Regions from separate parts of the Homo sapiens genome. Here all the other regions are linked to region 4. Evidence: chromatin loops called from intact Hi-C (ENCODE). Cell type or tissue: endothelial cell of umbilical vein. All regions are shown on one strand.

Evidence for each region. Peaks named below come from ENCODE experiments on the same cell type or tissue, not always from the same donor. Only the 100,000 strongest peaks of a DNase experiment are listed, where the experiment ranks them.
Region 1: it touches region 4 in a loop (3.0-fold over the local background); 2 of 110 quality-filtered maps call a loop at or near these places.
Region 2: a loop joins it to region 4, with 4 times the contacts of the local background. A loop is called at or near these places in 4 of 110 quality-filtered maps.
Region 3: a loop joins it to region 4, with 4 times the contacts of the local background. A loop is called at or near these places in 9 of 110 quality-filtered maps.
Region 5: a loop joins it to region 4, with 12 times the contacts of the local background. A loop is called at or near these places in 21 of 110 quality-filtered maps.

The regions. Positions count from the first base shown.
Region 1 is chr6:105,274,549-105,279,548 of GRCh38, forward strand. It overlaps PREP (prolyl endopeptidase), which reads right to left. Exons shown (of 15, transcript NM_002726.5): 15 at 1-3,890. The coding sequence ends at 3,596. It overlaps PREP-AS1 (PREP antisense RNA 1), which reads left to right and starts at 4,468. Exons shown (of 2, transcript NR_199037.1): 1 at 4,468-4,530. In endothelial cell of umbilical vein, no CTCF peak of the experiment used is centred here; no DNase peak of the experiment used is centred here.
Region 2 is chr6:104,994,004-104,999,003 of GRCh38, forward strand. The region is part of intron 2 of LIN28B (lin-28 RNA binding posttranscriptional regulator B); the gene reads left to right. Among named protein-coding and RNA genes, the nearest start is that of LIN28B, 39 kb to the left of the region's middle. In endothelial cell of umbilical vein, no CTCF peak of the experiment used is centred here; a DNase peak (open chromatin) is centred at 2,358.
Region 3 is chr6:105,176,956-105,181,955 of GRCh38, forward strand. It overlaps POPDC3 (popeye domain cAMP effector 3), which reads right to left and starts at 3,059. Exons shown (of 4, transcript NM_022361.5): 1 at 2,878-3,059. In endothelial cell of umbilical vein, no CTCF peak of the experiment used is centred here; no DNase peak of the experiment used is centred here; H3K4me3 peaks cover 1,017 bases; H3K27me3 peaks cover 179 bases.
Region 4 is chr6:105,400,996-105,405,995 of GRCh38, forward strand. PREP (prolyl endopeptidase) reads right to left here and starts at 2,087. Exons shown (of 15, transcript NM_002726.5): 1 at 1,852-2,087. The coding sequence starts at 1,896. RefSeq lists a silencer at 1,795-2,364. In endothelial cell of umbilical vein, a CTCF peak has its summit at 2,615; DNase peaks (open chromatin) are centred at 1,546, 2,136 and 2,536; H3K4me3 peaks cover 1,725 bases; H3K27ac peaks cover 1,245 bases.
Region 5 is chr6:105,132,516-105,137,515 of GRCh38, forward strand. POPDC1 (popeye domain cAMP effector 1) reads right to left here and starts at 4,642. Exons shown (of 8, transcript NM_001199563.2): 1 at 4,454-4,642; 2 at 837-1,073. The coding sequence starts at 1,062. RefSeq lists silencers at 4,441-4,560, 4,571-4,680. In endothelial cell of umbilical vein, a CTCF peak has its summit at 2,618 (motif pointing right); a DNase peak (open chromatin) is centred at 4,486; H3K4me3 peaks cover 1,399 bases; H3K27ac peaks cover 537 bases.

The DNA.
Region 1 (5,000 bases), 130 kb before region 4:
TGAGGTCAGGAGTTCAAGACCAGCCTGGCCAACATGGTGAAACCCCATCTCTACTAAAAATACAAAAAGATTAGCCGGGAATGATGGTATGCGCCTGTAATACCAGCTACTGGGAAGGCTGAGGCAGGAGAATCACGTGAACCCAAGAGGTGGAGGTTGCAGTAAGCTGAGATAGCGCCATTGCACTCCAGCCTGGGCCGTAACAGCAAAACTCCATCCCAAAAAAAGAGTGCAGTATCCAAGGCCCAGCTCCTGGGGTTACTGCCCTGCCTGCCCACCTCCTGGCTGGGGAACTTGGACCTTTGCCAAATGGGGAAAAGGTATTATGTGCTTCCTAAGGTTGTGTGAGGACAAACATTCATCCACACAGAGTGCTTGCAGCGGGTGGCACAGGGTAAACATGAGCAAGATAATTTACCATCTGTCTCCTCCCTGGAATATCAACTGGATGAGGGCAGGACATTTTCTCTCTGCACCTTCAGCCCCTGAGATATGGAGGATGAGAATGGCTCAATGTTCCTCCTTCAAGGGCCTCAGTCCTCATCCCACTGGCCTGACCACCCCAACAGTATGACCTTTGCCTCTTTACAGCAACCTCCACAGCTTTCCAGCCTGTCCTTAACCTGCCTTTGAGTCTTTGCAACTCCTTCTGGGCATTAGCTATGTGGCCTGCTGGGAACTTCCAGAGGCTGGTAAAACTGACAAACCTTGAGAGACTGGTGACAGGCTTCCTTAGTTGAAACTTATCCTTTTCAAACTTGTAGCACCATGTGTGTGTAGCTGCTTAAGCTTTAGTGGGAGTATTTAAGAAACATGATTAATTGGAAAGTTTTATAATATTCCAGGTAAGTCCATAGTGAACATAAATGTGACTTTATCTTGCTAAGGTAACAAATGCTCTGGTGTGCTTAGCAGGGCCTTGTGACAAAGCAGTGAGGCCACCTGTGCAACATGTACAACTTTTTCTTTTTCAAAACAGTCCTAAAAAAACTAAACATATAAGTCCTCTGTGATCGAGCAATTCCACTACTGGGTATGAATCCAAAAGAAAGGAAATCAGTATATCAAAAAGATATCTGCACTCCTGTGTCTACTGCAGCACTATCCACAACAGCCAAGATAGGGAATCAACCCACGTGCCCATCAGCAGATGAACAGATGAAGAAAATGTGGTACATATATACAATGGAATATGATTTAGCCATGAAAAAGACTGAGATCCTGTCATTTGCAGCAACATGGATGGAACTGAAGGTCAATATGGTAAGTGAAATAAGCCAGGCACAGGAAGACAAATATCCCATGTTCTCCACTCATGTGGGAGCTAAAAAAGCAGGCAGAGAAAGGGAGGATGAAGAGATTAATGCCTACAAATATACAGTTTGAAAGAAGACCTAGTGTTAGATCAGTAGGGTGTCTATAGTTTACAATAATCTACTGTGCATTTCAAAATAGCTAGAAGAGAGTAATCATAAGAAAGAGCCAAAGGGCAGAGCACAGGATACAGAAAAGTGGGATCAAATAGAGAAGAATCCCTTAGAGTTCTGGGTAGGAGCCCAATCTCAAGTCTTATTTCTAATGTTTAAAGCTCCCCCTACTCCCCAAAATACCTTTAGTTGGTGGGATTAGTTGTCCTGTGAAAATCTAGACACAAAAATTAGGTTGGAAAAGAGAACTCGTAACTGGAGGCCAATCATGCTAGGCATTAAAAACGTATTACTGTATTCCTCCTCCTCCTCATCAGTTGCTAAGTGACATTTGGGATTTGAACCCAGTCCTGATATCTGAAGCTCACACACTACACACTGTATTTTCTGCTGTAAAGCAGACCTCAGAAAGTATGGTTAGATTCTGTGCAACCTTGAAAATGCTCTGGACTCAGTGGGTCCAACTCAGCTATTTGTACTTCACACCACACAGCTAGTCTAGGAAAGAGGCTGCCTCTGGCTTGACCATGCAAATGTATTTTCTTTCTTTCCTGCCATGCTGGTCAGCAGTTACACCAAAGCTAGCTAGTATCAGTATCTGAGTAGATGGTGATGACGACAGAGTCTCAGCATGCAACACTAGCTACTGGCACACTTTGTTTCCAGAGGAGTTATGGTGAATCTTATACTCAATGACAACTGTATTATGTACCGTACTAAATAGTAACGGAAAACATGATTCCAGTAGAGAAAAACCAAGCCATATAGCTGTCTTTCAATATGCTTGGTATGCAGTGATATGCTTGATAGAAAATGGTATGTCTAATTTTTGACCATAACTTGAAACGTAGAGAATGAGAGAGTGCTCTTAAAAGCACATACATATACAACTTGGAAGATGGGACTTACTTGGAAAAGTACAAATTATTGGAATAATGAAGTAATCTTTTAAGCTATTTTATATAAGGTTAAGATACTATATAAAATAATAATTTTTATCATATCATCTGATAAAGCAAGACAAAGGAAAAAAAACTGTTTTAAGTTAGATCAGCATTTCCCAAACTGATACTCAAAGGAACATTGTTTCATGAAATGTTAAAATATATGCCTTGAAAAAAATTTTATGGATGAAAGTTTAAGGAATAGTATATCTTAAAAATCTTGGGGGTGGGCAAACCAAAACTTTTTTTTTTTTTTTTCCAGTAAGTAAGTATGACTATTTCTATTTCCAGGAGTGATCTATGCAGGAGAAACAGCTTGGGAAATGCTGAAATTTCTGACTGTAAGAAATGCTTGGATATATGTATCTGTTTGTTTGGATAATTTACTCATGTGATCTCTTGGAACCAAGGATCCTTGGATCCAAGGAACTCTGATTTCTAGGAATACTTTGTAAACAAATCAATATACAAATAGGTGAATAATCTGAATTTTCCAGCCCAGTGATTTTTGAAAGGAGGCATCCAAACCAAAAGAGCCCCAGATCAGATTTTTACCCAACTAAGTGGTCAGTGTTTGTTTATGACAGTGAACCCCCTCTGACAGCTTCATCACCTCTAACAAACAAACAAACAAGGGAGACAGAGTGGATGAACAACTTATTTTCAAAGCTAACAAACATTCTATGACTTAACTGCTTGAAAACTAACTTGTTGCAGAAAGGTGAAATGCTTTATTCTCACAGAAAACTCCACTTCTGGAGTTGCCCCTCAATATGAAGAAACCGGAAGTAAAAGCCTGTCATTCTTAAATAACATTTATTATTGTTGCAAAGAAGTCTTCTCCATGAGAACAGTTCTCACATTTATTTAAAGATATAGAGGTTATGGATATAGATAAGTATGCCCGACTATGATCCTTAATTCAGCAATCTAATATTCACAATGTGTTTGTTGCCATTTAGCTATTTATCCCAACATGCCCTTAAAAAAAACACCAAAAAACCACATGTGCCTAGACAGGGTGGAAAAAGAAACACCAAGGCCTTGCTAAAAAGGAGAAGCCTAAAAAAGATAAAATTCCCACGGCAGTTCTGTTCAACTGTAGCCTGTGAGTGCAGGAATAATGTTCCCGTGGGGAAGCATTATGCCCAGTGGTTTCTTGGTGTCAACGTGGGAAAGCCCTTGAGGTTTTCTGTCGCTGTCAGGAGGAAGCACGAAAACTGTTTATGGAATCCAGTCGACGTTCAGGCACCGCGCGATGAACGCAAACATGTCTGAGACTTCCTCTATCACTTTGGCTGTGGGCTTCCCCGCCCCGTGGCCCGCCTTGGTGTCCACGTGGATAAGCAGGGGGTTGCTTTGCTTCCTGCTGCGGCCCACGATGTACTGAAGGGTGGCAATGAACTTCAGGGAGTGAAGCGGGACCACGCGGTCATCATGGTCAGCAGTGAGGAGCAGCATGGACGGGTACTGGATGTCATCTGCTTCTGGTAACTTCACATTATGCAATGGAGAGTATCTGGAAGGCAAAAACACCTTTGTGAGGCTGGAGAGCAACAGTAGAGTTTTATGGCACAGGGACCTAGGTAGTTAATTAGCAGTGAGGACTGCAGTTAACTAGTACGTGAGTGACCACCATGGACTGTGCCTATGCGTTACCATTTAGGCCATGACTGGCAAGGGCTCCTGGAAACTGGGGAGCTGTGTCATTTATGTGGCTCCAACTTTGAAAGACTGTAGGAAGGAAGCTCACAGGTCTGTTGAAACAACCCAAATCACAGGCATGCTTACTGTCTCTTAAGGTGAGTAGTTTCATATTCTCTAGGCTTTTTTTTTACTGCTACAAAGTGGAGTAATAATTGTCATTATAACCACACTCAGTGGTTCAAAAAAAGTCCAAGCCTTTCTTTTGTTGAGAAACTTGAAATCCACAGTATAAAGGGGCTTGCTGCCCCTTTAATAACATCTATAAAGCCTTTATTCCAGGCTCAGTTTTGCAATCTTAGGAAAAGCACATGTCCTCTCTGGGCCTAGTTTCTTTGTAAACCGAGAAACCTGGATGGGCTGTTGAGCCTCCTGCTGGCTCTCAGTCCGGCAGAAAGCAACAGACTTTGCCAGAGGAGGAGGGCACCTTCCGAAGTACCAGGCAAGTTTCCTGGGTAAGTTAACAAAAAGGGTGTTAAGTATAAAAGTAATGTTGATTTTAACAGTGACTGATAATAGTTGAAATATCTGGATATTTTTTCTTTACATTCTCCTAATAGGGGTGTCATGTTTTTCAATGTATTTAATATTTATTAATGAATAAAATCACCTGTTTTAGTAGAGTTTTATTTTGAAGGGTAGGTAAATAGTGAAAACAGTAAAAATTCTGCTCAGTTAACCAACGTGAGGCCAAAACATTCTTGGGCTCAGTTTCCCACCAGATAAGATGGAGATCTGTTTTCTGATCTCATTTAAGAGTGTCTTTTGACCAGCCCCATTCTTCCAAATATGGGTTAGTTCTAAAAAGAAACAAGTTTGGAAAACCCTGCCTGTTAATAATAACAATCTCCCCCTTGGAGATTCACATGCAATATTTATACATTATCTGTAGGAAAAAATACATTAGGCTTTATTTATCGCCCAG
Region 2 (5,000 bases), 410 kb before region 4:
AATATATATATATATTTTTGAGACGGAGTCTCCTTCTGTCGCCCAGGCTGGAGGGCAGTGGCGCAATCTCGGCTCACTGCAAGCTCCGCCTTCCAGGTTCATGCCATTCTCCTGCCTCAGCCTTCCAAGTAGCTGGGATTACAGGCGTGTGCCACCACACCCGGCTAATTTTTTGTATTTTTAGTAGAGACGGCATTTCACTGTGTTAGCCAGGTTGGTCTCGATCTCCTGACCTCGTGATCCGCCCGCCTCGGCCTCCCAAATTGCTGGGATTACAGGCGTGAGCCACCGCGCCTGACCGATAAAAACATTTTTTAACTTTTAACGATACTTTTAAGTGAAGATCTGTGGCAAAATAAAATTGTTTTACTAAGAATTAGCAAATCAGTTATTTAACTTATCCATTCAATTTTGTTTTCTGCCAGGCATTGTGTTAGCTATTTAGGATTTAAAAATGGATTCAGTCATGGGCTCTGTCTTCAAGGACCTTGTGGTTTGGAATAGGAGAGAAAGCTATAAATCGTTCATAAAAGTGACATAGATCCTGTTGGGAAAATTTGTATATTGGAATCCCAAAAGGGGAGGTTTTTCATTTGTCAGGGTGTTAAAAATATTATGTAAGAGTCGATTATTAATTTGAGCCTTGTAAGAGAAGGGTCTTTGTCAGGCAGTAATTCTCAACAGAGAAGGCATTACATTCAGAGCCAGGCATTTTTAGAACATTTTAAATAGTTAAGTGTGGGCAAAGGATGAGAGGACGGTGTGAGACAGTTGGTTGAAGAGGTAAGAGGGATGGAAAGGTTGGCCTTAAACTTATTGAAAGGTCGGCTTTAAACTGATTCACACGGGGAGCCTTTGAAGGATTTTAAGCAGACAAGTAATTTGAACAGATTTTCACTATAAGTGGTTCTTGCTGTATTGCAGACTGAGTTATCCCTAACTGGAAAATCTCAAATCCAAAATCTTCCAAGATCCAAAAATTTTTGAGCACCAACTTACTGTCCAAAGGAAATACTCACTGGAGCATTTTGGATTTTGGGGATTAGGGATGCTCAGCTGGTAAGTATAATGCATATATTTCAAAATCCCAGAAATGTCCAAAATCTCAAACACTTCTGGTTCCAAGCATTTTGGATAAGGGATACTCAGCCTGTGTATTGAGGATGCATTTAAGGAAGGTAAGAGAACTGCATTTCTAGGAAAAGGGTAAAGGAGGCCTTAACCAAAGCAGTAACACTGGAGACAAACAGGAACATTAGAGATTTAAGGAGAGTATACTTAGGATTTGGTAGACTATTGGTTGTAGAGGGTGAGAGAGGAGGCAAGCATACGAGTGACTTATTACATTTCTAGCTTGAGTTGATTGAGTGGATCGGAGAGACAGAAGCATGAGAATTATAGTGAAGGAGAGGGATCCTCAGATTTGGGGGGGCCAGATATAAAATCTGTTTTAGAAATGTAAGTATGCAGGCCCTGTGACCATCCAGTTGGATATATTCATGTGGGTCTGAGAACTCAAGTCTAGGTTCTAGTTATAGATATGGGAATCATCAGATTTAAGTGGTAGTGAAATAGAAAATGTAGAGTGGGAAGAAAAGAATCCAGGAATAGAACTTAGCAAAGTACCAGTAAATAAGAGGGATTAGTGACATACTTTCTTCATAGTGATAGAAAGATATAAATGTTTAGATCCACAAGAAGCATATCTTCTGTTTCGGAAGTAGAAGGCAAATATATATGTGCGTTTAATGGAAACATTTTTACTCAACAGCATGTAAATAAATACATGTAATAAGAACTGTAAAAACATGATGAACTAAATATAAACTAAACTAAAAAAAATAGCTAAAGCCAAACTAAAAGTAGCTTGGGCTTATATAATGAAGGGAAACTTCTTAGATAACTATGTCTTCTGAGTAAGGTTTAAAAAATATTTAAAAATTATTTTAAAATTATATACTTTATATATATATATATAAAATACACATATATACATACCCCACTAGAAACACATGTGAATCAAACAAAATCAGGTTTATAATTTGCAGCAGTGTGAGACACGGCACATCATGTGGAATCTTGTAGCATCTCAATAAGAGGGCGTTAAAAAGGACTTATGGGACTTGAGTTTATGTTAGGGGATTTGCAGAGGGTTAAGGAAGCAGGGATTTGCTCTGGACTGGATGCCATCAGAAAGCAGGAGTCATTCTGTGGTTGGGTATCTTAACAATTCTTATCTAGAAAGAGGAATATAGCAGGGCTAAAACTAGAAATTGTTAAACAACTTTATTAGCCAGAAGAGGGGAGTGTTTGATCATTTCTGGTTTGGACAGTGTTCTTGTTTTTGTCTCTGTTCAGATAAGGTCACAGAATGTTCTTGTCTGATGTTAGTGTTCTCTGAAATTGTTTATGTTCAACAGAACACTCTTGGCCTAACAGATAGTGCCAAGACAGCTCCTGACTGTGAAGGGCTGCTTCTGTCTTTCTCAGTATATAACAGTGATAAGTGAAGAGAAGAATTTAGCAAAGGCTTAGAGGCAGAGACAAATGTTGGGTGTTGTTAGGAAGTGCTCTAGTAAGTCTGTATTGGGAATACACTAAGGACAGTAATTAAGGAGGTGTAGAGGGGTAGTAAAGTAAGGAAAAACCAGGTCGTATATGGTTTTAATTGATAAACTTTGGAATATCCTTCATGTAGATTCCTTAACCAGGTTGTGGTATGATGAAAATAGTGTTTGTGGACAAAACTCCCCCTTAATTGTTTAATGAACATTTTACCTTGCCTATAAGTCTATTTCAAATAACTTTATTTTTCTTAAAAATGTTTGTCCAAGCCAGGTAAGGGGGCATGCACCCGTGGTCCCAGCTACTTGGGGGAAGCTAAGGTAGGAAGATCACTTCACCCCAGGAGTTTGAGGCTGCGTGAGCTAGGAATGAGCTATTGCACTCCAGCCTGGGTGACAGAGTGAAACCTTGGTTTTTAAAAGGAAAAGAAAGGCCGGGCACAGTGGTTCATGCCTGTAATCCCAGCACTTTGGGAGGCCAAGGCGGGTGGATCATGAGGTCAGGAGATCGAGACCATCCTGGCTAACACGGTGAAGCCCCATCTCTACTAAGAATACAAAAAATTAGCTGGGCATGGTGGCACACACCTGTAGTCCCAGCTACTCGGGAGGCTGAGGCAGGAGAATGGCGTGGACCCGGGAGGCAGAGGTTGCAGTGAGCCAAGATCGCGCCACTGCACTCCAGCCTGCGCGACAGAACGAGACTCCGTCTCAAAAAAAAAAAAAAAGAAAAGAAAAAGAAAAGAAAAAGTTTGTCCATAAAATATTTTTACATGGTTATAATTTTAATTTTATTGTTATGATATATAAATATTGTGATTTATATAGTATTTCGTATATATAGATAAGATGGAGTGAAAGGAAGAAAAGAATAAAAAATTTGAACCTTGATGATGACGAAATTGAACTGTATCTATATGTATAGTTTCTCAGTTGCCCAATATAATATAGTACCAACAAAAATATGTAACACCCGCCCCCCCCCGCCACACACACACGTTATTTCTATGAGATAGCCTGAAAGTTGCAATATAGACCTGACTGCTAAAATGATAAAATGTTTTCAGGTTGAGAGGTTTGACATTTGGTGATGATGATAGAGAATAATGATGGTAGAATTTCTAATGGTAAGAAGCTCATACTTGTACTGAAATCAGAATTTATAATCTGCACATGGCCGGGTTCATATCCCATAAAAATTAGTCTTAGCACATTAGCTAAGGCTGACACTTCCGGGTTTATATGCCTAGCATCCCCATTAGTGTTGGTGTCACTCATGGGAAGCAGCAGTAGCCTTTTTTCCTTAATTTATTCCCTTGTGCCTTTTTGATGAGCTTGTCTTCTTCTACATGCTTTTGAAAAGACTGTCTTATTTATATACAATAATAAACTGAGGAAAAAAAGGTTTCATTATTGGAAAAGCCTTATTGTTGAAAGATTGTTTTAAACCCTTTTATGCTGTAAAATTAAGTCCTTTTGTTATCCATTTAACTTGTTTTAGTCATAATTAGAATAGTTTTAGCTAAAATGTGTAATACTGATCAAACCATACAATAACAGAATATTAAAATAAACATACCTAATTCAAGACCCATGTTTTTAAGAAGTGTTTCATGTTATAAGACCCCACAAGGTTAAAACCAAGAAATAATTGAAGTTCATTGCAGTAAAATTTAACCTATTATGTAATTGAAGTCCTGTGACTATATTTTATTCATAAAGCATAAAGTTCAACTAAAAGAGGGATGTAAATCTGTTAACATTTTATTATCATTTTGTTTAGATTTTTCAGTGTTAAACAGAACATACTTAACAATGAGCTTATTCCAAAATAATTTAGGATTAGCTGGTTTAATTTTATTCTTTGTATAATAGTTTATTGTTAAAATATAGACAATAATAATTTGTGATTTTAAAATTTGTTTACCTTCACCATTTATATTTAACTACTTTTTTCTCTCCGTACTTGCCAGCTGTGTCATGTTACAACTGCCTATATAAAAAATTAATTTCTTCTTGTCCATTCATTTCCTCTTAGAATCCAGTATCATTTATCATTCACTGATGTTGACATTTAAAGTCATTTTTATATTTAGATAACCTATTATTTATAAAAGTAATGATGGCCATTTAATGAGTGAAATATTTTATTCCAAATATATTTTAATGTCATCAAGACAGTTTACTTACACATTGGGGTCTAAAATATTTAACTAAAGTGAGTAAATTATGTATAAATTAAGTATGTATGTACGGTAAACCAGGTAATTTTTTGGGTATTGTGCATGACTAAGGATCTTTGTCATTTTAACTATATTTTTATTACTAGACTTAAATAGCTTGTAGAAACTTCTTAAGTAATTGAAAGGCCAATTGCAAAGTAAGAAAATGATTTATAATGTACAGACAAAAGATTTAAAATCCTTGCAGTATATA
Region 3 (5,000 bases), 220 kb before region 4:
TTACCTTTTTAAAAACAGCTGCATTATTTGTATTCTTATAATGATTTTGGGAAACAATATGGTGATTTTATACCAATGTAAAAAAATTTTAAATATAAACATTTAAAAAAATCCATGAACCCAACAACCAGAATTAACAACCATCAACACTGTCATATTTTCTTTAGATTGTTTCATAATAAAAAATATTCCACACAAAAAATTGAAGACTGCCATGGATTGTTCTCCAGGACCAGTCGCTGCCCATCCACTCCCTATATAGTACATAATTTATATTTCTCTATATTTAAATATTCACTAATTAAAAAATACAATGTAAAATGAAACAGACAATGTAAAATGAAATCCTGGACTAGAAATAACTCAAAGTGTGGGGTTTTTTTTTCAGATTCACACTTAAATTTTTTTCTGATAATTTTGAACACATACAAAAATAGAGAAAATAGTATACAACAAATTCCCATATACCTGTTACCCAGATTCAACAATTATCAAGATTTTGCCACACAGAATTTTGAAATTAAAAGCAAAAGCTGTTATCTACAGTTCAGCTGCAATTTGTTCAGCTAGGAAACAAACACCTTCCAAAGAAGACAGGAAGAACCAAGATCAGCTGTGCTCTTTCTCTGTGCAGGTACTAATTCCTAAAACAGATCCATTTAGGAGTCACAGCAACTCTGAAACCTACATACTATTGTCAGCATTGTTCAGAGTGGAAGATGAAGCTCAGAGGGATGGAGATTCTTCTGTAAGCTTAGCCAGTTGCTTGTCCTTCCAATACTACCCCACAACACCTTCCTTCATGATCCCATCCTAGCCAATTTCAGTGTGCCAGAGTCACTGGAGGTTATTATTCTGTTGAAGAACACAAAGTAAGAAAGTCTCGCTAAAAGTCTGTGTGAATCAATCCCTGGATTCTCTGGGTTGGAGGAGGACCCTGCATTTTTATAGGTAATTTCAGTCAGGAACTTTCGGTTATTTATTTAATTTAGAAAACACCTGATGTAATTTTCCTTGTAAGACTTTTTCTTATAACTACTTAGATAAAAGGGAGAAACATTTTCTCTCTTCCTTTAAAACAATCGAATCGGTGATTCGATATACTCTTCTATTAATTGGAGGGACATTCTCTCGAGGGAGCTCATAATCCCAACTGACCAATGACCATAATTACAAAATGTGATCTCAACTGCAGTTTACAGACTTTCAGATCTATCATGGATATTTCCAAAGCAGTTTTGAAATTTCTTGCCTGCCATGTTGCTTATGTGTTATGCTCACATACTGTAGCAAATGCTTCATAACATTCTTAATTCTTCCTGGAGACTGTTTCAAAATAAGCAGGCATCAGTGCTCTAGTGTGTCAACCGTATTAGTCAGTCTTGTGGTGAAAAGTATGGGACTTTTGTTTCCCATGACACATTTTTATTTAATAGCATAGAATGTAACCATTTAGAGGCAGAAGATGCACCATGATTCAGCTATTTTGAGGGACTGATATGATTAAAGAAACTCAACTATCAAATATTTCCCATTTAAATGTATAAAATTTTGAGGACAGAGAATATCTTAGATTTCAATTAATATTTGTATCCCAAACTCCTGAAGACACACACACACACACACACACACACACACACACACACACACACACAGATTTTTCAGGACAGAACCTCAGAGATATCTGGAATCTGGGATCAGCCAGAGCTCTTCATTTTGCGAATATGGAAACTGAGATCCAATTTTTTGTTTATATTTTCTGTCTCATGTAGTTCTTGTTTGGTTTTCTATTGTCACAAAGAACAATGCCAAGTTATTGTACTCTCACAAGAGGATATTTTCATGCAACAGTCCGTAGAATTAAAAACAAGAAGGAAAAAAAATAGCCACTAAACTTAGTATGAACAGGCAACAATAATTTTTTAAGGCTGCTATAAAACTCAATTGCAGTTTGTAGGCTTGCAAATTCAAAATATCTAACTACCGGAATTAGAGTGAAAAGTCAGGAAGCAACGAAGTTTAGTAAATCAAATTGCGTCCAAAAGTGGGCTTCTAATTCTACTTTTCCATTTATTATTTACAAACAGAATTTTTCACTTTCTGCAAATGTCTTCTGGCTAAATTTTTGGCACTGCCCCTCTTACTGTATTTTGGTTGTGCCTTTCATCTTTGCCTAAAATACAGACCCTCAAAACTATACCACTGTAACCGACATGGTGATAAGACAATTTAGGGGTTGGCAAATTTCTTTTTTGGCAGGGGGATCCCCAAATGGAGAAAACAGGTCCGCGCGACCTTTGATGAGGCAGCTTTTTTGTACCCCCAACTCTGTGAGAACAGTGTGAGAGCACTGACACCAGTCAGGCCCTTTGCTTACAGACCGGGGGCGGGAGTAGGGGGGAAGGAAACTCCCGGCGCTGGCATGACTTCCCCAGGACTGACAAGGGCCCCTAGGAACGGCTTTTCTCCCTTGCAAAACTGGCCTGTTTATTTCGGCTCCAGGGTGCCTGGGGCCAGAGTAGGACCTGCAGGAAAAGATCTGGGAGGAATATTCGCCCAGAAGCCTCTAGGGCATACGACTCGCGTTCTTCAGGGGTCGGCGCGGATAGGAACCGCAGCAAAGGATCCCCTAGACCTCCGAGCTGTGAGCGGCGACACAGCCGGGACCCCAGACCCCGGACCCCAGGGCGCGGAGTTGACCGGAGCCGGGAAGGGAGCGGCGCGGGCAGCGCGGGGCAGCGAGACGCAAGCGCTCGCAGGGGTCGGCGGCCCAGCAGAAGCCGCGCCCGCTAAGTTGCCCGAAGCGGCCGCGAGGTGCGAGGGTGCGGACAGCACCGGAAGGCGGCGGACGCAGCGCCCCCGGGCTCACCTTCTTACCTTTCCTTCCCAGCCCTGCCCGGAGCTTCAGCCCGGCGCCCGCAGAAGTTTCCCGGCGGAGCGCGCTTGACCCGGGTGGCCCGCGCGGAAGCCCTCAGCGTCCCCCTCGTGAGTGCCTCGCCGCCCACCCTGCGGCGCCGGGCGCAGCGTGACCGCAGCGGGCTCCGGAGCGGCGCGGCGGCGCGGGCGGGTGCCGGGCACGGGCGCGCGCCCCGGGGCGCAGCCGGGTGGGCGGGCGCGGCGGCTGCGTCTGGGCCGGGGCAGGCGGTTCGGCCACCGGGGTGCGGGGCTGCGGAGAATCCTAGCGGCCGCTACGGACCGAAGTTTCCAAAGATGCGGTTCCCCGAGTGTACACCGCTCCCGGTTGTAACATACACCTAGTATTCACAGTCACACTAGGCAGGAGCGATGGGCTGGCTGCTGAACCAAGGCAACTGCACGCCTGCTCTCTCACCCCCGCTCCACACACACCGTAAACAAAATGAAGAGGTAAATCACCATAGTGGGGACGGGAATATTAGGGTGTATTGGACAGAGAGAGAGAGAGAGAGAGGTAAATATAGTATTTTTTTTTTTTTTAGAGATGGTGTCTCGCTCTGTCACCCAGGCTGGAGTGCAGTGGTGATCACGGCTCACTGCAATCTCGACCTCCTGGGCCCAGGCATCCTCCTGACTCAGCCTCCTAAAGCTTAGGATTGCAGATGTGAGCCACCGCACCCAACCAATAAATACGGACTGTTGCATGAAAAATAAAATATCTATATTCAAATCAATGAACATCTCTAAAAGCAAATGAGTAAAGGGCATAGACAATCATAAAAGGAAAAAATTTAAAAACACAAATGACAAAAAGCTCATATCAGTAATAACCAAATGCATACAATTTTAAAGCAATGATCAGGTGCATTTTTTCTTCCTTTGCAATTAGCAAAGTTTTGTTTTGTTTTTGTGATGAAACAAATGTGAGGGTTGGTGACGACCAGTAAAACACGCCACTAATTTAAGAATGTCATCTCCTGTCTTCTAGTTCGCTTTCATTTTATATAACCATATTGATAACAGCGACTCCAGGAACAAGAATTTATTGAGCAATCAGTGTCTTTTTTGAGCCCCAGGGTAACCACAAAAACAGTGAATATAGATGGTAAAATTAACTCCCTTTAATTGATGCTGGAACTGAGGATCAAGAAATACACATATTCTTACACCCCAGAAATGGCTAGAAACCAGTTGACTCCTAGGCCTTTGCTCTTTCTCTTCATTGCAGGGATTTACTCAAATGTTGGAAATCCAGTTTGAACTGGATGTAGTCCATAGTGTGTGTGTGTGTGTGTGTGTGTGTGTGTGTGTGTGTATATATATGTATATATATATATATACACACACACACACCTTTAAACTATGGCCAGGGAAGTGAGAAGCCCATGAACTTTGAGGTCAGATGTACTCTGGATTTAGATTTTACTTGTTTAGTGTCCTACATTTTAAAAATTTAAGGATTATATTACTGTTATTTTTAATTTAAAAACTCAGAAGCTGTTACTGTTGCCCTGGATTCTTATGATCTCCCATGATAGAGATTAACAGAGATCACCAAACATAGCAGCAAAGGAAAGTGTATTCAGCTTGTGCGCAAGGGAGTCAGCACCAAGAAAGGCAAAGGAACGGACTGCTCTGAGGATAGTGTGTGGGTCAGTTTTATAGGGTCTTTCTATAGGGGAGGGTTACATCAGGGCACCTATAGGAGGAGTTTTTCTAGTGCTTGCACAGTGGCCCAATATGCTTTTTCATACATCATATGTAGCATTAGCATTTTAAATCTCCACCCCAGGAGTAATTTTTAGCATTAAAGTGAGGAAGGGGTAAATGTAGGTTGGAGTTTAAGTCTAACTGTACAGGCGGGGATCTGGGGAAGTCCCTAGCCCTCTGAAATAGGAGCTTGCAGTTAACAGCTTCTTGGGTGTTTTGTTACCTATTGACTGAGAGTTAGATAAGCTAGAGCTTGAGTAAGGAGCTTTTATCCTTTTTCACCACACCATCTTAAAATAGCTTTCCTGTCTCAATGCAACAAAGATATCCCTGTGTGACAGATTCTTCAGTGGCCCCAATAGTTTCTGATTCCC
Region 4 (5,000 bases):
ATCAAGGAGCCACACAACAAGATCCAGACTGGGCCAGAGCTACATTCCCTTGGCCACGAGGCTTAGAGTTAGCATGAGTTGCTTAATGAGAAGGAACTGGAGTGTATTAAAATCCACAGTATACCCTTCCGAGTTGTTTATAATCTTTTAGACGTCTTCATAAAATCCTCACTTAAACCTTTCATGAAATATCAAACATAAATAAACAAACTGTAGGATTTAGGCACCCACAGTGGTGAAAAACTAACAAGTAACTCTAAAAACAAACTTAAAACTGCACTTATCAAACCACAGAATGGGTAATTCTTTATATTCTGATCCTCAAGAACCAGAACCAAGAGAGTCACCTGGCTTCCCATTACTAGTCTGGAACACTGCAGAGCTAGACTGTCACATGAATGAATGAATGAATGACAACATTCCTACTGCAGAAGCAAGTAAGCCCTATGGTCAGTCCAAATATTTCTCATATGAGAAAAAAGGCCCATAACAGGTAAAAGAGCTGCTAAAAGTCACCTAACTAGTGAATGACAGAACCAGAACTAGCGCTCTGGTCTTTTCATTTAGTCCAGCCTCTTTCTCCATTCCAGCAGGATCACTTTACTCCCATATTCAAAGGAAACAACCTTTAAACCACAGGAATAGAGCTTCTTGAGCTGTTAGGGTAAATTTAATAAGCAAGCAGCTGAGCAGACTGAGAAAACATGGTTACCAGATGGCCACTGGTCAAAGAAACCATGAATGAATGCATCAGTGTCACTTGGAAGTCTTAATTTAAAACAGTATGTCCTTTACTCCGAAGCGTCAGCACCCTTTACCCCAATGTAGCACGTGCTTTAAAGTAAACACTTTCTGGCATAAATTGGGAAAGTAAACAGAAAAACATTAAAACTGTATCACACAAATACATACTTATTCTGATTATATTTTAAGTAATCTGAGAAATGTAGCTATTAGTAAGAGAATCACGGCCACAACATGTGGATGCAATCCAGTTCCTAAGTCGTCAAATTCACGTTTACACAAAAAAGGTGTCTGCCCAGAATTCCGCCTACTGGATCTCAACAGTTACCTTGAGTTCATCTGCAGCTTAGGCAAATGGTGGTCAACTCCGCCACTAGACAAAACTTACTCATTCTGAAAAAGGTCAACCCCTCTCCCTTCTAAGACCTCCTCTCACCCTCTCTCAACTCCTTTTCTTGTTTAAGAAAACATGGATCAGCACGGCCACACTATGGGGTCACTGCTCCGCCTTCCCCATTTCTGTCCGGGTCTCTGGCATCCCCAGGGCCCAGTGCGCCTCATCCGACCTGGGACAGGGTAGGCGCTCAACACACCTTTTAAAATCGAACGAATATGCTTCAACTCTAAGGACTTTAAAGTGTAAGTTTTAAAAGTTTGTTTTCGTTTTTAAATGTGACATCACACACACACACACACACACACACACACAAACACACACACACACCCCAGCGGACACTTTCTCCTACCACCATATTTAAGCAAGAGGCTTCGCCAGTCAAAAAAGCAGTGACACCGTCTGTCTTCCCACTCCCTGAAGACACCCATTCTACCCGGGCGTCTGCCCTTGACCCCATTGATTCTAGGAAGCGGCCGGGCGGCGCTGCCCACAGGCTCCGCCGCCAGCACTAGCAGAGTGACCGCCCGCGGGACCCCAGCGCTGCAGAGGAGCCCCGCGCCCCCGGCCCAATTCTCCCAAACAAAGGCCGAGGGGGAGGGGAGGGACGCGGGGGTCGAAGGCCTACAGGAAGAGGAGCTGCGGGTGCCACGGGTCAGGCAGGCTGGGCACCTTTGCCCGGGAGCCCTCTGGGCGGAGGCAGAGATACTTACGGCGGTCTCGTCGCGGTACACGTCGGGGTACTGAAGGGACAGCATGGCCGGGGACAGGCAGGGGGCAGCGTGGAGGGGCGCGGGCTCCGGGAGCGGACCTGAGCTAGCCGGGCTGGCCGCGAGGCGCGGCTGGGGCGCAGGCAGCTGCGGGGCGGCCGGCGGCAGCGGGCGGCCGGCTCACGGCCAGAGCTAGCACAAACGGACTGGCGGCGCGGCGGCGAGGACGTGCAGAAAGCAGGAAGCCGCTGTCTGCGAGGCCGGGAGCCCCTCCCCGGCGGGCGGGCCCAGCGGCGGCGGCGGCGGCAAGAGGGAGCGGGCGGCACCGAGCGTGCGCTAAGGCCGGCGCACAGCTCCCTCTGCAGGATCGCCGGCCGCGCCCGCGCCGCCCGGGCGCACGGAGGAGCACGCCGGCTACGCGCTCGCCCACGCCCGGCCGCCCGCCCGTCCTCTGCGCCGGGGACAAGTCCTTCCACCGAGGCCGGGTCCCCGCGCCTTCCCTAGCGCCCTGCCTCTCTTTGGCCGCGCTCGCAGGACCGCCTGTAGGAGAGTGAAGCCCCAGGGTTTCCTTGCTGATGGAGTCCCCCACCTTCCCCAGCCTTCCTGTTCCCGGGCTGGTTACGGCGGCGAAGGGAGACCTTGCCTCTCCCCAGCCTTGGAAGCAGAGGGCTGGAGGTGGCCTTATGTCCACTGCCTGCGACTCTGGACTTGAAGGGAAGAAGTAATCGATCATGATGACCGTGAAAGAAACACGTCTCCCTTCATCCCAGGACCCCTGGTGGACACTGGGTGGTTTAGCATCCGGACTATGGAGATGCTTTGGAGGTGTTGGCAGGACTACGGTTGAGCCCTTATTTGATATTTACCGATTGAGAAAGAACCAAGATTAAGAGGCCTGGAACTCATCAGGGGTATTTTATTTATCCTGCCTTTTCCTCATTTCCTCTCCTGCTGTCATGCTTGTTTATTGAGCACCTACTGTTTATGGGAAGAAAAGATAATAGACAAGATACTTGACCTCAAACCCATGAAAATTTAATAGTTACATGTCATCATCCTCGGGCCAGCAGCGGTATGTGTTCTGGTCTTGCTTCCTGGACCACCCAGAAGAGACTTTATAGCCCCAGCCATCAGGGGTATAGTGTGTGCCCAGTGTGTTTTCTATCCCTGGCTTCCAAAAAGTCCTGGAAGAAAGAATAGGTGTGACCAGAAAGTCCTTCACCTCCGGAATCTAAGTGGATATGGTAACTATTATAAACTTGTGTCCTCCGTCTCTTTTGTGATATGGTCCCAATTCCATGCCTCACCCTTAGTTCACCATTTCTGTTCATAGTGATGTGTCATAATCATTTTCTGCATCTGATCCCAGATACCCCCTCCTGGGGCAATCTGAGAATCCTCAATTCTGGGAGAACTCACGCTATTGATAACAAACTTTGTGCAAACACGGGGGCATAGCCCACTACAGCCCAGAAGTCCCAATTCCAGTTCCCACCTCGTGCCTTCCCTGGCTGTCACCTGACGCAGGGACTGGCAGGCATTGTCTCCTCCTTCTGCCACTGTGAGGGATTTTTTAAAGAGCAACCCAGGAGCACTTGACCCAGCAGACCCCCTAATGATAATATTAATGCTTATGGAGTGTTTTTTTCAGTGTATCAGGAAACTATCTAGAACTAATGTCCCTATTTTATAGTTAAGGAAAACGGGCTGACTTTTGCCCAGGACTTCACAAAAAGTGAAAAAGTAGAGCCAGGATTCCAACCTAGGTCTCTCCAATACCAATGCTCATTCTTAACCACTCTGACGGCCTTCCTACTCATAAATAAGTAGAGATACTCTAGAGTCTACAGGGCACCCATTTGCAGGGAAAACTTCAATTTAGCAGGACCTAAAGAAAATGTGGGAATTGTGGTACCCAAAGGACAAATCAAACCTAGGTATCATCCTCTCTTCCCTTTCAGTCAGCCGTTCTGGTGCCCAGTTCCTCTGGGCCCTGAGAGGTAAAGGTTTGTAGTGGCACAGACAGTGCAAGAGGCTCCCAGCAGTAGGTTGTCTGCATCTGGAGTGAGATGGAGTGGGAGGGAAGATGGGAGAGCACCCTTTCCCCTCCTATTGACCACGTTAGTTGCACTTTTGTTTGCCAATGTGTTGTCTCCTTTAATCCTTATAGCAAAGACCATTTTACAGATGAGGAAAAAGAATCTCAGCAGCTTTAAGGGAATGAGTTCAAAGTCATCACACAGCTAAGACAATACAAGATTCATATTCATAAGTTGACTGCAAAGTCAACTTTTTCCATAGACAATGCAGAGAAAGGAAGTATTTGAACTATCTCAGAATGGAAGTGCCACCTCCAGAATAAATACCAGAGCACTCTTTGACCTCTGACACTGTAGACTGTTTTCAGGGGAATTGTAGAATTTACACTGTGATAACTCATGCTCTAATTCAGAACCCTAGGCCTTTGGGAGAATGAGGGTGAGCAGAGACATAGAAGGACTTCCAGGGCAGCCTTCAGCCTCTCCTCTGACCTCAAACTTTGTGCCCCACTCAGTTAAGAAGAGTCACCCTCTGAAGAAGGCAGGCTAGTGATCATTTACTGCTGCTTGGCTGTCTCTACCCCACCTCAAGTTGCTTATCAAAGCAACCCCCACCCACATATGGTCTCCAAGAGAGGATTTCTGGTAAATGCACAAGGATGCCCACCCAAGGGGCGAAGTGGGGACTGAAATCCATCTCACTCTCCACTTGCCACACTGCAGACAGGTGCTGGCACATTCACCTGGAGGAAGGGGTGTCTTATTCTCAAGGGACTGCACCTTCCTGGGTAAAGGATATTTTTCTAATTCACACAAGGGTGCTGTCTTGTTAGCACCCCTTAGAGATGGATGCTTTGAGTGCTGCCTGGATAATCCACCTTTTAATTTGACTCTGGTTTCCAGGTAGCTAGCTAACATACTGACTAATTGGTGGAGTGCAGTCATTTCACACTATGTTTCCCCAAAGATTTATGTTGCTTTTTCCAGTGTGACTTTTAATGGAAATTCTTATGTATTCTTGTATATCTAATCTTTGCAAGGCATCATGAAGTGTGAAATAGCACCTAGGATAAGAGTAAGATTCTCTTTCAGGCTCTGTCACTAACTGGTTTC
Region 5 (5,000 bases), 270 kb before region 4:
CTGGGATTGCCCATCTGTTTCTCCACCAGCCCCCACAAGAGTGTCTTTCTCAAGGATGAAGACGGCCTTCCTCAGTCTTTGTCTGGACACATCACAGGTGCTAAAAAATGCACCTGAATAAATGGGCCATCAGGGAAATAATCACATAGAGAATAATTTGTCAAGAATCACTGGCTAATATAACAGATTCAATTGTTTTAATGTTCTGATGTGAATCAATTTAACTTGCTTCATCAGGGTTACTGGGACCAAAAAAAATTTGTTTTATTTGAACTACTGTATCTGGTAATTGTTTTTGTTCCCAATGTTTCTTTACTGCCCACAGCAAATATCTTTTCAAGTAATAATAGTTAAAACTATACAGTACTTACTATGGGCAGGCAATATTCCAAGTTAAATATATATATGACACACATTTAATTCACAACAACTTTGGGAGGTGGTATTATTTTTACCCTTATCTGATACATGAGGAAACTGAGGCAGTAGAAAGATTAAATCACTTGCCCAAGTTACAGTTGACAAGAAATAGAACCAGGATTTGAATCACACAATTTGGCTTTAAAGTTCATACTCTTACACATGAATGAATGTTCTGGTATCTGGAAAACCTAAACAACATATGAAAGCACATATAAACAAAGTAAGTAAGGGAGAGATATGGCATGTGAAGGCCTATGCTCTAAGCTAATTGATATACTGCTAATTCATTAACAAAGACTTACATTTTTTGGCTTGCTATGGGCCTGACAAAGAATACTCTGAAGCTCTCAATGTAAAGCCCATCTTATGTCAGTTACAGAAAAGTTACATAAAGTATCAGTTAGGTATCTTACCTAGAGTTAACATTCCCCTAAGAAATATCATATGAAGGTGAAGAGTAGTTGGAATAACCAACCCAACTGCAAAACAAATATTTGCTACATGAAAAACCAGATGATGTATCTCTCTCCAGTTTTCACAAGTGGTCTTATTGGAAGGCACAGGTATGATACTTTCTAACTCAGGTGTAAAACCTATGGCAGTTGATTCTCTCAATGGGCTGGACTCTGTATAATTCATTTTGAAAATTCCTGTAAAAACAAGTAAACAAAAGTAAAATCGTAAAAATGGCAATTGTATCTTTTTACCTTCATAGGTATTATACCAAAATTATTTCTGTGAATTAAATAGACTTCTCTAGTGCTTATGAATTAGACAGACCCAGATTCAAATCCAACTCTGTCACATATTAAATGTATTCAGTTCCTTACCTGTTAAAAGATGGTAATAATACCTCATTTGCCTTATGATCAAATGAAATGAAATACATAAAATACTTAGCATAGTGCAAAACTATTCCCTCATAGGCACATATATACGTATAAACACTTGTAGGGAAGGGAGGAGTGAGGGAATTAGTCTTTAAGATAATCACCAATGTTCATAAACCATGGTAATTACAAAGTTATTTAGTCTAGTCTTCCATCAAATTCCCACTGGTGACTGAATCCAAACACAGGAAAAATAACTAGAAAACTAATTATTTGAATACTTAAAAAATATGAATACCCTCACATCTATTTGAAGGCTTAGGATATTTAGAAGGCTCTATTTTTATACCACCATTAAATCACTGTATCATACATACATAATACATTATCATATATGCAAATAATATATAGCCATATAAACATTTATATATACACAGAGAGATACAACATGAAACTTTTATTGTCTTATTTAAATCTCTACTTTATTTCCCATAATAATTCTACCTGGTAGCATATCACAAATTTAAAAGTAGTAAACTTCCAGTTTACTTATACATATGAAAATCCATAGCAAGTACATTTAAAGAATATACATTTTACACATGCTTATATAAAACCATTTCCTATGTTACCTGTCTTCGGTCTCCGGTCCTTAAAAAACACTCTATTATTAATTGCACAAATTTGGTCCTTGCCAAACACTATGTAGGTTTACAGATTATATGAATTATTCTGTTTCAGCAAAATTCCAAATGGGGACCCTAAATACATTTAAATTTAGAAATATGTATTTCTTTCAAAATAAGGTCATGCAATTAATCTTACTCTTCTACTGCTTGTTCTTAACATACTAAAGGTTTTAGGTAGTAGAATAATTAATTGGTACAAAATGGGTATTTTGAAAGGATGTTAACAGACAAATGTGAAAGAATTCCACAGCTTAAAGATGATAAAAAACAAGCACACCAATTTACAAATTGTGAATGAAATGATCAAGTCAACTGAAGATCTTTTTACATAATTCTGAAATAGCTCATAAATATTAATAGTAATAGTTGACTTAGATATTGATTTGCTACAAAAAGGAAAGAAACAAAAATTCACCTATTTTCCAAATGTCTGAAATCAGCAAATATATAAGCCTATCAGGATGGCGGGGGGGAAGATCATTATTTTAATAACTCCATTTATACAAAATTTGCTTTTCAAGGCCAAACGAGAATGAATCTCGTAACTTCTGCAGGACAGAGAATGATATGAGGTATCCTCTATCACTCATAACCCAACATCACCTACCCTAGCATTACATAGGTTAATAATAACTATCATTTCGACAGCACTGTAGAATGTACCTACACTCCCATTGTCCTGTTTGTCCTCTAGGAGGCAGGGACAATGTTTATTCATCTATGTACTTCCAAGGCCTAGCCTCTGTAGAGAAGGCCACTGAGACAGGGATGAAAGCCACTCTGAAGGAACGTCAACCTGATAAACACTTTCAGAAATCACTGTTCCGTCTCCCCAGATCTCAGTAATAAAGCCAGAGGAGTGCCTAGCCTTCCTGAGGTTGAGTGAGGTTCTACACCACAAGCCACCAGGGTGCTACATAAGCCAGGGAAAGCCACTTCTGCTCCTCGGGTCTGTTTCTTCCTTGGAATAGGGAAAACTTTAATAGCCTATGGTTCTATAATACACATTTACATAATCAATCAATCAATACATGTTGCCCCTCGAGTTCACCCAATTTCACCTGTATTGCCTATTAATCCACTATAATTCAATATCAGGCTTTTACAAGTTCTTAAAGTGACACTAAAAGTACCAATTTCTGGTCCAAGAAAAATGACAGGAAAACTACTATTATGACCCAAGAACCAGAAAATATTATTAGCAGTTTTTAGAAGGTACGGTCATCCTAAACATGTTTTGACGCACGACACCTTATTAAAGAGAGAGAGAGATATATATAGATATATGTATCTATATATCTATATAATTGTCTATTGTGAAATGCCAGTTACCTATTGTCGAAAATATTGATCAGATCAGTTTACTTTGATTACCACTTAATCGTTAAGTGGCTTACACTTAACAATTCTTATACAGAGAATAGGTGGAAAGAGAAAGGTTAGACTGCTAAATTGGTAAACTTTTCAGATTAATTTTGACTAAATCAAGAGAAATTATTTTTCCCTCATCAGATCATCAAAGTTGAAGTCCTTAAATTACCTATACTAGTAAAGTTTTGTTTATCGTTTTTCAAATAGGTGATTGTAGGGCTAAATAGCTAAATGCTGAAACTAACATTAAACCTCTACCAAACTAAAAAAATGAAAAAGATAACTGCAAACGAGCGTCTTGCTAGTCGAGTTAATTCATTCTGTAATTCTAACTGAATCTTCGCACATCTCCCGAATGGCAAATGGCATTACATTGCTAAGAGTCTTTTCGCACTTATTCATGCTTCAAAGCAGGCAGTTTCTGGGACTTGTCTGGCCAACAACCCGTTCCCAAAGGCTCGGGGAAGGAGGTTGCGGGTGGGTGGCGCGGACCTCGGGTCCCCAGCCATCGGCGCTCTCCCGGGGCCCTCTGACCTCGCTCCTTAAAGGAGGAGGGTCCGTGGCAACGGTCCTCCTCGGCCAGGCGCTCTCGGGACGCGGGGGTGAGGAGTGAGCGCCGTGGCCCACCCTACTCTCCGAGCGGGGACGGAGTGGGCGACACCGCGCGCCCGGCTGCACGCAGGCTCTGCGCGGCTCGAGGCGGCCCTACAGGGGGCGAGGAGGAACCCCGGAGACTCGGCGGAGAGAGCAGAGACGGAGCTCACCAAGGGGCTTGCCGCCGCAGAGCGCGGGAGCCGGCACTCGGTGGGGCCGAGGGCCCGGGGACGCTGGGGCTGCCTGACCTGAGCGGCGGCCGCTGACCGTTGAGGGTCTCTGTGGCCGCAGCGCCCAGACCCGGGGAGAAGGGCGGCCTCCAAGGGCCGGGAGCCCCTCGAGGGCGCGGCCAGCGAGGAGGGACAGAGGGCGGCGCCCCCGGCTGCCCGGGCGCGTAGAACAAGCAGCTGCCGCCAGGGCCGACAAAGTTGCTCCCCGAGGGGCTGAGATCCAACTTTCGCTTCCCGATTTAGCCAGGGGAGCGCGAGGCCGCACACAACCCGGCGCGGGGGGAAAGCCGGCTGCAGCTGCGCCTCCCATCCTTACCCGGCTGGTCCCTGGCGGGGAGCCTGGGCAGCGCCGACCAAAGTTCGGAGCGGCAGCTTCGGGGCGCGGGACGCGGGGCACACGGGCTCAGCTGCTCGACGGGAGCCCGACGCGCGCTCCTCGGCGGGTCGGCGGGTCCGGAAGCTCCGCTGCCCGGGCCGGGTCCCCAAGCCCGCAGCCGCTTTGACTAAAATAGGCATCGCGACGGCGGCGGCAGGCGGCGGCAGCCAGGGCTGGGGCCGCACCGCGCACGCGCATGCGCCCGCCGCCCCGCGCCCCCCGGCGGGCGGAGCCCGGCGCCGCGGCCAGGATTTCCCACCTCGCTCCCGCGACTCCGCTGCGGGTCTGCACACCCGAGGACTCGGTTTGAAACGCCCGCTTATTTATTTTCTTGTCGCCTCGCTACAAGATTCTATCCTTGTTTGGGCATGAGTGGGGGGCGGCAGTCTCGTGGGACCGGCGGCATTCGTCGTTCCTCCTTACGGGGATAATTCGAGAAGTGCGGTCCGGGTAGGGAGAGAAATCAGGAGAGAAAATGAGAAAGAGA